2 separate regions of the Homo sapiens genome follow, and region 1 is linked to region 2. Evidence: chromatin contacts called from ENCODE Hi-C or POLR2A ChIA-PET data. All regions are on one chromosome and are shown on one strand. Each heading gives the region's core, a stretch centred on a gene start or an enhancer-like site at or near the end of the contact. The rest is flanking DNA. Distances are from core to core; before and after follow the strand shown. Region 1 holds the start of TUT4 (terminal uridylyl transferase 4). Region 2 holds the start of ECHDC2 (enoyl-CoA hydratase domain containing 2).

Region 1 (5,712 bases), core at 2,769-5,268, 370 kb after region 2:
ATGATTGCCCATTAACTTCAGAATAAAAACTTGCTTTTTTAACAATGATGCGGTCCTAGTCTAACTTTATAGCATCATCTTCTGCCATGTATATATGTTCTTGATATCTCTAACTTTATGAACGCTAATGTCCTTTTAAATTCTAAAATCTTATTCACTTAAAAAAATGCCACCTTAAGAAAAACTGACTGTTTCTAATGTTTCAATGAAGTAAGCTGCAGGGTGTGGCTGTAGTTTAAAATTCCACGCATAGAATCCTCAGGACAGATGAAATGGAATCAACAGGTAGAAAGTACACACATGTGCTAGTGTGAGTCTAAGGGCACATGAAATCCAAATGGGGCAGATGAGAAGAAACTAAATTTTAAGAAGAAAGGGAATTCATTTGTGTGGAACATTTACTATGAAATAGGCATTTTTACACATTTTCATCTCATTGACTTTTAAGAATGCAAACAGACAAAGAGAAGTAAATCCTTTACACTATCTTGAGGTGAGCACACACCTCAAGAGCTTTGGTATTGTCATGATCTTTGCAAGAATCACAAAAATTTTAGACACTGACCATATCTTATGCTTTATAGACAATTTAGAGTGTCAACAAGCAATTTCTGAGTGCTTTCTATATGTGTCAGGATTATGCTGGGTGCTGAAAATACAAAGGTAAAGGAGACTTGGTTAGGACCACATCATGGGGGTGATGCACTGTTTTTCACTAGAGATCATTATCACCCAGGGCCTATAGTCTCTCTCCTTGGAGAAATCAAGTACACAGGAAAAAAAAAAATGGGGCTCAGAGAAACAGCTTAGCAGGTCTGATTGTATTTATCTCTGCTTACAAGTGATCAGTGATTCCCCAATAACTATAATATAAAGCCTGCTTTTTTTCCAGTGGCATACAGGGCCCTTTATGATCAAACAGCAAAACTTGGTTTGAACAGACTTAGGCACCTTTCTTTTTTCTTGAAATGGAGTCCTGTTCTGTCACCCAGACTGGAGTGCAGAGGCATGATCTCGGCTCACTGCAACCTCTGCCTCCCGGGTTCAAGCGATTCTCCTGCCTCAACCTCCTGAGTAGCTGGGATTACAGGCACCCACCACCATGCCTGGCTAATTTTTGTATTTTTAGTAGAGATGGGGTTTCACCATGTTGCCCAGGCTGGTCTTGAACTCCTGACCTCAAGTGATCTGCCCACCTCGGCCTCCCAAAGTGCTGGGACTAGGCACCTTTCTTGTTATAATTTTACTTACCAAGTCACCTTTTCATTCAATATTATTAGTTTTTTACTAAGTTTTCTTATTCACCTAGGAAGACAACAGAATATGAATATTGATCCACTGAGTAATTATATTCCTCATGAGATACAATGAAATAAGATTTTTACTGCAAGTTATTTTCACCTGGGTTTGGATGAAACTAAGTTTTCAGAACTTCCAGACTGGAGGCTTAACCACAATCATGAGATTTCCCTTGAAAGTTTAAGTCCTCAGAGGATTTTTACATAGAAATCAGACATTTACCATTTTATATCTCAAAAACCTGTGGTTCAATGGGAAGAATACAGGGCTGGTATTCTAGTCCAGCCTGTGACTTACTGTATGACCCTGGGCATGAATTAAACCTTATACTCCATAAATTTCCTTATTCTTTGTGTCAGAACCATACTTGCTCTAGCTGTGATGATAAAATTATAGTTGTCAAAATTTTCAACTCGACAACTATGTAGGTATCAGAAGGAATACCTTGTAAGTATCTGTGCTGAAGTGTACAATCTATTGGGGTCACGGAATTCAGAGAATAGAGGGATCACATTCAGTGGAGTGCAGAGGAGGGGTGGTAATCAGGAAGATTTAATAAAGAAGGTAGAGGTTGAGCTGGGTCTTGGGGAATAAGCAAGGTAGTAGAAGAGAGTATCTGGAGGGGATAAGGGCAGAGAGGCACTGAAATTTTCAGTCTGGCCCCAGTTTTCTTTTCCAGATTCATTATCTTCTGCACACTCCAGAGTCAATGCTGCCCTCTGAATCACAGACATGTGTCTGGCACACAGCAGACAGATCTTCAAGGTCCAGCTTTTAGTTCTTCCACGGAAGTCTCACCAAAGTGGAATTTATCACACTCTCCTCTGGATTTGCCCAGCCCTTTGTTAATAAGACCTGTTGCTTTTATTGTAGCTCACCTGCTTGCTCAATGGGGAACTTTTTGGAGACAGGAAGCAATGATTTGTCTTTGTTTCCCTAGGCACCTAACAACGCTTTGCTCTTAAGTAATTAGGAAATGTTTACTCAATTGAACTTGTTCTAAGGACACTGCTATCACTGAATTGAAGGGCATGTCGGTATCTTCTTAGTGTCTCTATAGGCTTTAGGCTTTCAGCCGGGTGAAGTAGGGATTTTTTCTTTGTTTCCAGGCTAGTCAAGCGAAGCAGGGATACAGATTAAGAATTTGCAGATGAGGAAACTCAAGAGGGTACATTTGCTCAAAGGCATCATGTTGATAAACGCCAAAACCAGGTAGGGCTCTTTTGACTTGAAATCCAGTCCTCTATCCATTATACCTGGGCCTTGTAGCATCAGCCAGATTGGGGTAAAATGCACTAACTCTGAACCCTAGTTTTTTCATCCGTAAATGAGAGCAACAGTACGTAACTCACAGGGCTATCGTGAAGTGGAGCGTCCCTCTGTGACCTCTAACCAGTCCCAGCCTGAGTCACATTATAAGAAAATTTATAAGGCACTATCTTGTAAATACTTAAGATTTAACATCTTCCCTTCACCTCTACGTCCACTCTTTTCATACCTTTTTCCTGCCTAGCATGTGTCAAACTCAAAGGACTGGGCACAGAGCACAGAGGTTGTGTGCTTTGTCCAGCTTTGAGGTCAGAGATTGGCTAAATAATCTCTGAGGCTGGGGTCTTAAAAAAAAACAACAAAAAACAAAACTAACAAAACCTTAAGTCCGTTCCGCCCGTGACTTTAAATAATTATGTAGAGGAATGTAATACGTTAAAAGCAAGGGGATGAGGGGGCCCATTGATGGTAGATGGTTTTATGCCCGCCTGCAGCTAAAGAAATGATTTCTAAAACCTCTTTTGGGGGTGGGAGATGGAGTGCTCCAGAGATTTCTCTTCGAGCTCCTTCATTCCTGAACTGCCTGCCTTTTCAAAGGAAAAAAGGTCCAGCTGCGGTGGGCTGGAGGCCGTGGTGAGTGGGTGGGGGTCGACCCTGGCGGCTTCCTCTGCCCCGCTCCCTACCGTTGCTCCGAAGCCCGCTTGGGCTTCCGAGGGTCCGCCGAGGCTCGGGCCACGCCCAGTCCGAGTGCCAGGCCAGAGGGTACCCATTCCAGGCCGGCCTTCCTCCCCAGGGGGAGCAGCCTTGGGAGCGAGGCGCCGAGGCGGCCCTCGGGCTCGGCTTCCAGCTCGGGGGCCTCGGCAGAGACTAGGAACCAGACTGGGGCAGCACTGGGGCGCCCGCCACCCCCACCCACTCCGGCAAGCGGGCGAATCAGCGCGGCTAACCCGCGGCGCCCAGGCGGGCTGCGGGACCTCGCGACCTCCGCTCGGCGGCCCCGCCCCTGCCCGCGAGCCCCGGGTGGCTCCCTCCTCCCCTCTGCCAGCGGCCCGCCCCCTCCTCGCGAGCTAACGAGTGTCTCTCGCGCGCTCCCTTCCCTCCGCGTGGGTGTGAGTGCGCGATCCTCCTACCTCGGCCTTCTCCCCATTGTTTCTTCGCGGCCACCACGAGACCCCTCCCCCCAGTGCTGTTTCCCCCCTCCCCCGCCCCGGTGTAAACGGTGCCTGTGGGGCCCCCCGAACGAAGGGAGGGGGCACCCCTGAACCCTTCCCTCTGCGCGTAGCTCCTCCTCTCCCGGGCCAGGACCCCATTACAGGCTCTGTCCTCTCCCCTCCCCCTCTCCCCCGGCAACCGCTCTCCCTCGCCCCCTCCCCTCAGCGGGTCCTCCTCTTTCTCTCCCTCTCCCTCTCCCTCCTCCTCCCCCTCCCCATCCCTTCCCCCCCACAATGCAGTTCGCGGCGCGGCGGACATGGCGGTGGAGTCCTGAGCTAGTCGTGTCCCGGCCTCCAGCGGCGGCAGCGGCGACGGCGGCGGCAGCAGGAGGCGGAGGGAGAGCAGGAGCCACTGAGATGAGGAGGCGTCGCGCGCGCCTGTAGCTCGCGGGCCTCGCAGGTACGAGGTTCCGGCCGCGGGGCAGCGTCGGGTACCGAGGGGGTGTGCTCGGGAAGGCCGGGCGGCCCCCGGTTCGCCCTCCCCAGGTGCCGCGCTTCGCAGGTGTCGGGGGCCTGGCCTGAGAGCGTCTCAGCCGCCCCCTGGGGGCCTGACACTTCTTTCTTTCCTGGAACGGGCTTCGGGTGTCCCAGGGGAAGGCTGAGATAAGGGAGGTGGGGACGGCGGCCTGGGCGGCCTGAGGAGGGCATTGGGGCGCTTTGGGGACGAACTCCACACTGTGGCTGGGGCTCCCGGTCCCGGACCGAAACCTGTTGTAGACCAGCGGGGCGGATTTTGAGTTAACGGGATTGGTTTGAACATTTCTGTTGGGTCCAGTTACGATTCCCTGTCATGTGTACCTTTTTCTTTCACCCTTGCTTAGACATAGGTGACTACATAATGTATATAAATGTATACACGCATATAATACATACTGAATGTTTCCCCGGGCTCGTCCTTGTAGGGAGAAGGCAGAGGTGTCTGTGTGGATTTTGTTTCTTGCTCGCCCGCCTTCTCTCTCCCCCGCCCCCCAGTCGAAAGGTGGTAATGCGCGGTTTTGACGTGGGTAACTGAGATTCGTATTTGTAAACAGATAGCGCTCTCCTAGTGTGTTGCACGCCTCTGCGAAGGGTTTCAGACTCCTGTTGGTATCTGGATTGCGAAAGAATGAGATGTTTAGACCTGAAAGAAGCACATCAGCGGGATTTCTAGTCGTACTTGAATGGGATGAATTACTGTTGTATTAACAACGTTGATTACACATTTTCTTTTCAGAAGATTTCGAAGTCTTAGATGAATTTTGCGTGAGATCTTAGATACCGTATATCTGCTTCTTCATTTTGATAGAAGTAGTAGTTCCTTACACATTTGACCTGCCCTATCGTGATCTTAAATTGTGTCCAGAAATGCAATTCGAATTGTGTATTGTTGGCATGCATTTAGTAATTAGCCCGAGTGGATCAGATGGCCTTTTATTTCCAAAGATTTTTTCCCTCCAGTCTTACAGCAGCGAAATGTTTGTAGCACTTGATGAAACAGAACATATCCTGTTTCTGTTTTTAAAGTAATGAGAACTGTTAGCTAATAAAATTGGATAATCCCAGCCAGATATGATAATTCAGAGAATACCACCGAGAGGTGTTGAATTGTGGGATGGTTTAAAAAGAAAAGCCGACTTTGTGTGTGTGTGTGTATGTGTGTGTGTGCGCGCGCGAGCGCGCTGAAATTTTCTTTAGGCTTAGAACTCATGTATGTCACTACACTGCATCGTAGTACTGATTAGTCACAACTGGTAAAATGAAATATTGATTCTCTTAAAAAGCTGTGCTTAAGATAACTCATTAGTGTCTAGTGTGCTATGTTGCTTTTATAAACAAATTTTTAAAGATTGCTTCTTAGAAACCATATACTTTGGGGAAGATAAGAATTTTAAGTCGTTTTATGCTTTAAAAATATTTATATTTAATATAAACAAAAGAAACTTACTTTTAAAAC
Region 2 (6,099 bases), core at 2,555-5,054:
CTTCCCTTTCCAATGTGAAGGACTAAATAATCCAAACTTTTCCCACTATAAAACACAGACTTTTCTAAGTCATTGGATGTGGGGCTCTGGGGTAGCCTGAGCTGTTTGTCCCACACCAAGATGCTTCAAAACATTATTAAAAATGTTTGGATCCCCATGAAGCCCTATTATAACCAAGTTTATCAGGAGATTTGAGTAGGAATGGGGTTAATGAGCCTCATCATTTATAAAATCAGGAGTACTGATAAAATAAGTAAAATATTGAAAGCTTCTCCACCTGCTTATGGTCATCACTAACCAGCTTCACTTAGCATGCACATGAAATGAAACATTAGTCGACCTGTGAATTTAAGCAAGCTATGTTAGAAAGGAACCTGGAAAATCACTGTACACTTATATAAGTACCACTTACTTTGTGGCATGAATAAGTATACCAAAAAAAAACACCCAGAAATGCCAGATAAAATACAATAAATATCATTTTAAGCTGGGTGTGGTGGTACGAGACTGTAATCCCATCTACTTGAGGAGCTGAGGCAGAAAGGCTGCTTGAGTCCAGGAGTTCAAGGCTGCAGTGAGCTACGATTATGCCTGTGAATAGCCACTGCACTCCAGCCTGGACAGCATAGTGAGACCTTTTCTGTTAATACAAAAAGACAAAAAGCAGCGAGGCACAGTGGCTCATGCCTGTAATCCCAGCACTTTGGGAGGCCAAAATGGGAGGATTGATTGAGCCCAAGAATTCAAGACCAACCTGGGCAACATAGCTCCCTATCTCTAAAAAAAAAGAAGAAAAAACAAGAAAAATCTTTTTAAATGGGTGGATGCCAGGCATGGGGGCTCACACCTGTAATCCCAGCACTTTGGGAGGCTGAGGTGGGAGGATCACTTGAGGCCAGGTGTTTGAGACCAGCCTGGCAACATAGGGAGACCTCTGTCTCTACAAAAAATTTAACAATGAGCCAAGTGTGGTGGCCCACTCCTGTAGTCCCAGCTACTCGGAAGGCTGAGACGGGAGGATCCCCTGAGCCCAGGAGTCTGAGGTTGTAGTGAACTGACTGCACCACTGTACTCCAATGTGGGCAACAGAGTGAGACCCTGTCTCAATAAAATAGAATACAATAAATGCATGGAATATGGAGGAGGGAAGGTTTTTCTTTTAATCTTATACCCAATTATAGTTTGTATGTTTTGTTTTTGCTTCTTTTTTTTTTTTAAGACAGAATCTCACTCTGTTGCCCAGGTTGGAGTGCAGTGGTGTGATCTCAGCTCACTACAACCTCCACCTCCTGGGTTCAAGCGATTCTTGCACCTCAGCCTCCTGAGTAGCTGGGATTACAGCTGCCCACAACCACGCCTGGCTAATTTTTGTATTTTTAGTAGAGACAGGGTTTCACCATGTTGGCCAGGCTGGTCTTGAACTCCTGACCTCAGGTGACCCACCCACCTCAGCCTCCTAAAGTGCTGGGATTACAGGCATGAGCCACCGGGCCTGGCTAGTTTGTATGTTTTGATTTTGTGTATATATTAGTTTTATTTTTGCTAAGGCATGTTTTTAATTTTTGTTATTGTGCTTTGTTTTCATTTTCATTATTTATTTTGAGTAAGTTATACTTAAAACAAAAATCAAGATTCAAAAAGTATAAAAGGGGCCAGGCATGGTGGTTCACACCTGTAATCCCAGCACTTTGGAAGGCCAAGGTGGACAAATCGCCTGAGCTCAGGAGTTCGAGACCAACCTTGGCAACATGGCAAAACCCCGTCTCTACAAGAAATACAAAAATTAGCCAATGTTGTGGCATGTACCTGTGGTCCCAGCTACTCAGGAGGGTGAGGTGGAAGGATCACCTGAGCCCGGGAGGCAGAAGCTGCAGTGAGCCAAGATACTGCCACTGCACTCCAATCTGGGCAACAACAACATCCTGTGTCCAAAAACGTATAACAGGTCAAACCGTAAAACTTGTCTCTCTTACCCTTATTCCCAGCCTCTCGGTTCTTCTTCCCTATCCTTCCAAAGATGTTTTATGTAAATACAATCAAATATACACATGCATACTCTTATCCCCCTTGTTAACACAAATTTTTGTTTTCTTTATTATTTCTTTCAATAGAGGTGGGGTTTTGCTATGTTGGCTAGGTTGGTCTTGAACTCCTGGCCTCAAGCAATCCTCCTGTCTCGGCCTCCCAAAGTGCTAGGTTCATGAGCATGAGCCACCAGACCCGGCCAAATTTTAGCTTTCTTTACACACTATTCTGCATTTTGACTTGTTTCATATACCAATAGATTTTGAAGATTGTTTCATATCAATGCATAAACAGTTTCCTGTGTTTTGTTATAGCTGCATAGTATTCAGATTATTGATGTACCTTTTTTTTTTTTTTAAGTAGAGATAGGGGCTTGCTATATTTCCCAGGCTGGTTTCAAACTCCTGGCTTCCAGGGACCTACCTGCCTTGGCCTTCCAAAGTGTTGGAATAATAGGGTGAGCCACCACACACAGCCCCATAATTTATTTAACCAACCCTCTATTGATGGATATTGAGACTGTGATATAGTTTGGGTGTTGGATCCCTCCAAATCTCACGTTGAAATATGATTCCCAATGTTGGAGGTGGGCCCTGTTGGGAGGTGACTGGATCATGGGGACAGATCCCTTGTGAATGGTTTAGCACCATCCCCTTGGCGATAAACTGGGACCTCCCCACCTAATTTTCTTGTTCCTATTCTCGCCATGTGACATGCTGGATCCCTGTCACCTTCAGCCATGATTGTAAGCTTCCTGAGGCCTCACCAGAAGCACATGACAGCACCATGTGCTTCCAGTCTTTTGCTATTATAAACAATGCTGCAATGTACAGCCATGAACACGTGTCATTTCACAGCTGTGTGGATTTATCTGTAGGTTAAATTTCTAAAATTGGAATTTCTGGGGCAATGAGCTTGTGCATTTATAATTTTGATATAAATTACCAGTTGCTTTTCATTTAAAGACATTCACATCAGCAATGTGAGAGTGCTTTGTATATACTGTGTTTAAGAGAATAATTTTTTTTTTTGGGACGCAGTTTCGCTCATTGCCCAGCCTGGAGTGCAGTGGCGCGATCTCAGCTCACTGAACCTGTGCCTTCCGAGTTCAAGTGATTCTCCTGCCTCAGCCTCCCAAGTAGCTGGGATTACAGGCGCCCGCCACCACGCCCAGCTAATTTTTTTGAATGTTTAACAGAGACAGGGTTTCGTCATGGTGAAACCCTGCCTCTACTAAAAATACAAAAAAAATTAGTTGGGCGTGGTGGCGCGTCCCTGTAATCCCAGCTACTTGGGAGGTTGAGGCAGGAGAATCGCTTGAACCCGGAGGCGGAGGTTACAGTGAGCCAAGATCAAGGCACAGCACTCCAACCTGGGCGACACAGCGAGACTCCGTCTCAAAAAAAAAAAAAAAAAAAAAAAGTGAGGCGCAAATGGGAGGTGAAGCAGTGAGGTTCGCAAGTGTAGACACGCTCAAGGGACTCATTAAATGTCATTTCATTTAAAAAATGAAATTGAGCATATGTGCAAGCAAGGTTCACACACCCCATTTAATCTTCACACCACCACGGGGTAGTCACTATTATCCCCATTTTACAGGATTAAAACACTGACGCTGGGAGGTTGACAGAGTTACACCAAATCACACAGAGGAGCTGGGCTTCCCCCGACCTCCTCCGCTCAAGTCTCCCTGTCCCCGGGAGGTGCGGAAGGAGGCAACAGACGCTTGGCCCATAGGTGGAGCAATTGGCGAAGGCTTCGCCCGACGCCGGAACTGCGAGCTCTCAGCGGGAGCCGAGACGGTGCAGGGCCGGAGAAGCACCTTCACTCCCAGCCTGCGCCCCGATGCTGCGCGTTCTGTGCCTCCTGCGCCCCTGGAGGCCCCTTCGGGCCCGCGGCTGCGCTTCCGACGGGGCGGCCGGGGGCTCAGAGATCCAAGTGCGCGCCCTGGCGGGTCCGGACCAAGGTAAATGTGCAGTTCCGGGGCGGCGCATGACGCGACTGGGACTAGGCCGGAGGCAGCGGGGGACCGGCAGGTGGGCCGCTCAGTGCGTTGAAGGATTCGATCCCCAGTCCCTCCCTCCCAGTTCTAGGCGCCCCAAACCGCTCCAGGCCTGAGAGGTGGGCGGCCGCCTTAGTGGCTCCAGACTCTAGCTGGGGGCGGGGGGCCTCTGGCAACCTCGGTCTCTTCAAAGGCCCTTTGGGGTCTTCCGACTGTGTGGAAGGGGGAGCGGGGTCCGCACGGGTAGGACTGGGCCCCGCGGCCCCCAGGCCAGGAGCGTTTAAGTGCGCGTTCCCCTCCCCCGCCAAGGGTCCTGGCCCGGTTCGGGGGCGGAGGCAGCGGAGCCAGTCCCAGTGCCCAGTGCGGCAGCGGGCAGAGTGAGGAGGGTGCCTCTCCAGCCGCGCGCCCGCCCTGGGCCGCTAGCGAACCTTTGCGTCCTTCTGGCTCCAGGGAAAAGTTCGCTGTTTCTCCGCCTTTTGGCCAAGATCAAGGATAGTATGGAGCGGGGACGAGGGGTGGGGGGCAAAGTTCGCGGGTCACTGGCAGAAAACGCCTCTGATCGCGTGTTGCGTTTTTGTTGTTGTTGTTGTTTGAACTTCTGGAGCATTCAGTGGTGCTGATAACGCTCCTCAGTCCTCTGCTGGTAACCATCAGGGCTAGGCGCTTCTCCTGCCTTGGGTCTCCTCCCCGCATCTCATCCCCTGTCTCCTGCATTTGATACACAGATGGCATTGTACTGTACATTTCGTTGTATTGCTTCTTTTTTTTTTTTAACAAAAGTTTATTCTTAAATGTACAACAGCTCCAAGACAACACTTAATTCCAGCCATAGGTGGCAAAAGATGTTATGGCAGGGAATAGAGAGGTTTAAATACTGATGAAATAAAGGGTCACCATCTCCTTAGGCACAGGGAACAGCTTACTTTTTGCCAGATTTCTTAATTCCACTTGTGGCCAAGGGCCCCTTCCCCGTGGCCTTCCATTTTAGCTCCTCGAGTTTCTTCTGCTCCTCTTTTTGTTTCTGCTTGAAAGCCTTATCTTCCTCGTCCATCTCCTTGGCCTGCATTCTTGGGCTGTTTCAGTGGCTTCTTGCCACCTTCGTGGCCGGACATGGCGCCTGCCGCCCCTTCCCCAGCAGTATTGCTTCCTTTTTACCGGCTTGACAACAAGTTTGAAGCGGGGCTTTGCCATAAAATCCAGTTCCTTGCTCCCTGCTGTTGCCCACTGTTCCCAAGTGTGCATCTACCACCTTCAGTGGACACGGACAGGCCACCTAGAGTCCCACTGCACCACTTGGTGAGAATTTCCTTGAACAGTTAATATTGCTGAACCTTATACCCCCAATCTCATGCTTAGTTCACTACCCAACTGGCAACAGCTCTTAAGACAGTCAAGATTATTCTCCCCACTTTACAGATTAAAAAACTGAGGCACAGAAGGTTAAGTTATTTGAACCAGGTCTGATTTCAAAGCCTGTGTTCTCAACCATTAGGTAATCACTGGCTCTTCTAGTAATTCAGTGACTCAAAATACAGACTTGTACATGTGTAAACACAAAATTATCATGGGTTAAAGACCTTTAGGCTCACTTGCAAATATCGGGAATCATTTTATCCAAAAAAGAATGACAAGGATCAGCAGATTAAGCCTCTGCCCCTGCCAGAGGGCTCAAAGGGCAGGAAAAGGCAGTGAGAGAAGGAGAGACAGAAACCAAGATGACAGTGCAGAGGAGGCATGGGGATGAGATCACACACGGAGCCCTCACAGGGAATGAGTTGGGGTCATTTGATGTTCATATTAGAAGCTGCAGGTTCTGCCTTCCACTGGGGCTGATGGCACAAGAGCACTGTTACATTTTACCTGCTGCCTTTGAGCTTGAGGTTGGGTGGTAAACCATTCTTCACTGTTCTTAGCGGCTTTATTTCTCATAGAGTCATGTGTTGCTTAACAACGGGGCTACATTCTGAGAAATGCATCATTAGGTGATTGTGGTCATTGTGGGAGCATCACAGAGTGCACCTACACAGTCCTAGATGGGGTAGCCTACTGCACACCAAGGCTACATGGTGTAT

Evidence for each region. Hi-C counts contacts between places; a loop is a spot of excess contacts on that map. ChIA-PET counts read pairs that join two places held with the same protein, here RNA polymerase II (POLR2A). Pooled maps may share reads with other maps.
Region 1: a map of naive thymus-derived CD4-positive, alpha-beta T cell shows a loop between it and region 2 (10-fold over the local background). The contact joins the promoter of TUT4 here to the promoter of ECHDC2 in region 2. A Hi-C loop is called at or near these places in 2 of 168 maps with a recorded cell type or tissue (both naive thymus-derived CD4-positive, alpha-beta T cell), 1 of 37 single-sample maps with no recorded cell type and 17 of 50 pooled maps. POLR2A ChIA-PET finds 5 or more read pairs at or near these places in 4 of 52 experiments (Caco-2, HepG2, activated B cell and 1 more).

The regions. Positions count from the first base shown.
Region 1 is chr1:52,551,398-52,557,109 of GRCh38, reverse strand. TUT4 (terminal uridylyl transferase 4) reads left to right here and starts at 4,018. Exons shown (of 30, transcript NM_001009881.3): 1 at 4,018-4,179. It overlaps LOC105378723 (a long non-coding RNA gene), which reads right to left. Exons shown (of 4, transcript XR_007066083.1): 3 at 5,704-5,712; 4 at 4,273-4,869. RefSeq lists silencers at 3,316-3,715, 3,726-3,835, 3,876-4,005, 4,076-4,405.
Region 2 is chr1:52,919,445-52,925,543 of GRCh38, reverse strand. It overlaps ECHDC2 (enoyl-CoA hydratase domain containing 2), which reads left to right and starts at 3,804. Exons shown (of 10, transcript NM_001198961.2): 1 at 3,804-3,991. The coding sequence starts at 3,871. It also overlaps the pseudogene LOC112268226 and the pseudogene LOC100652967. RefSeq lists silencers at 3,828-4,057, 3,906-4,084 and an enhancer at 3,419-4,101.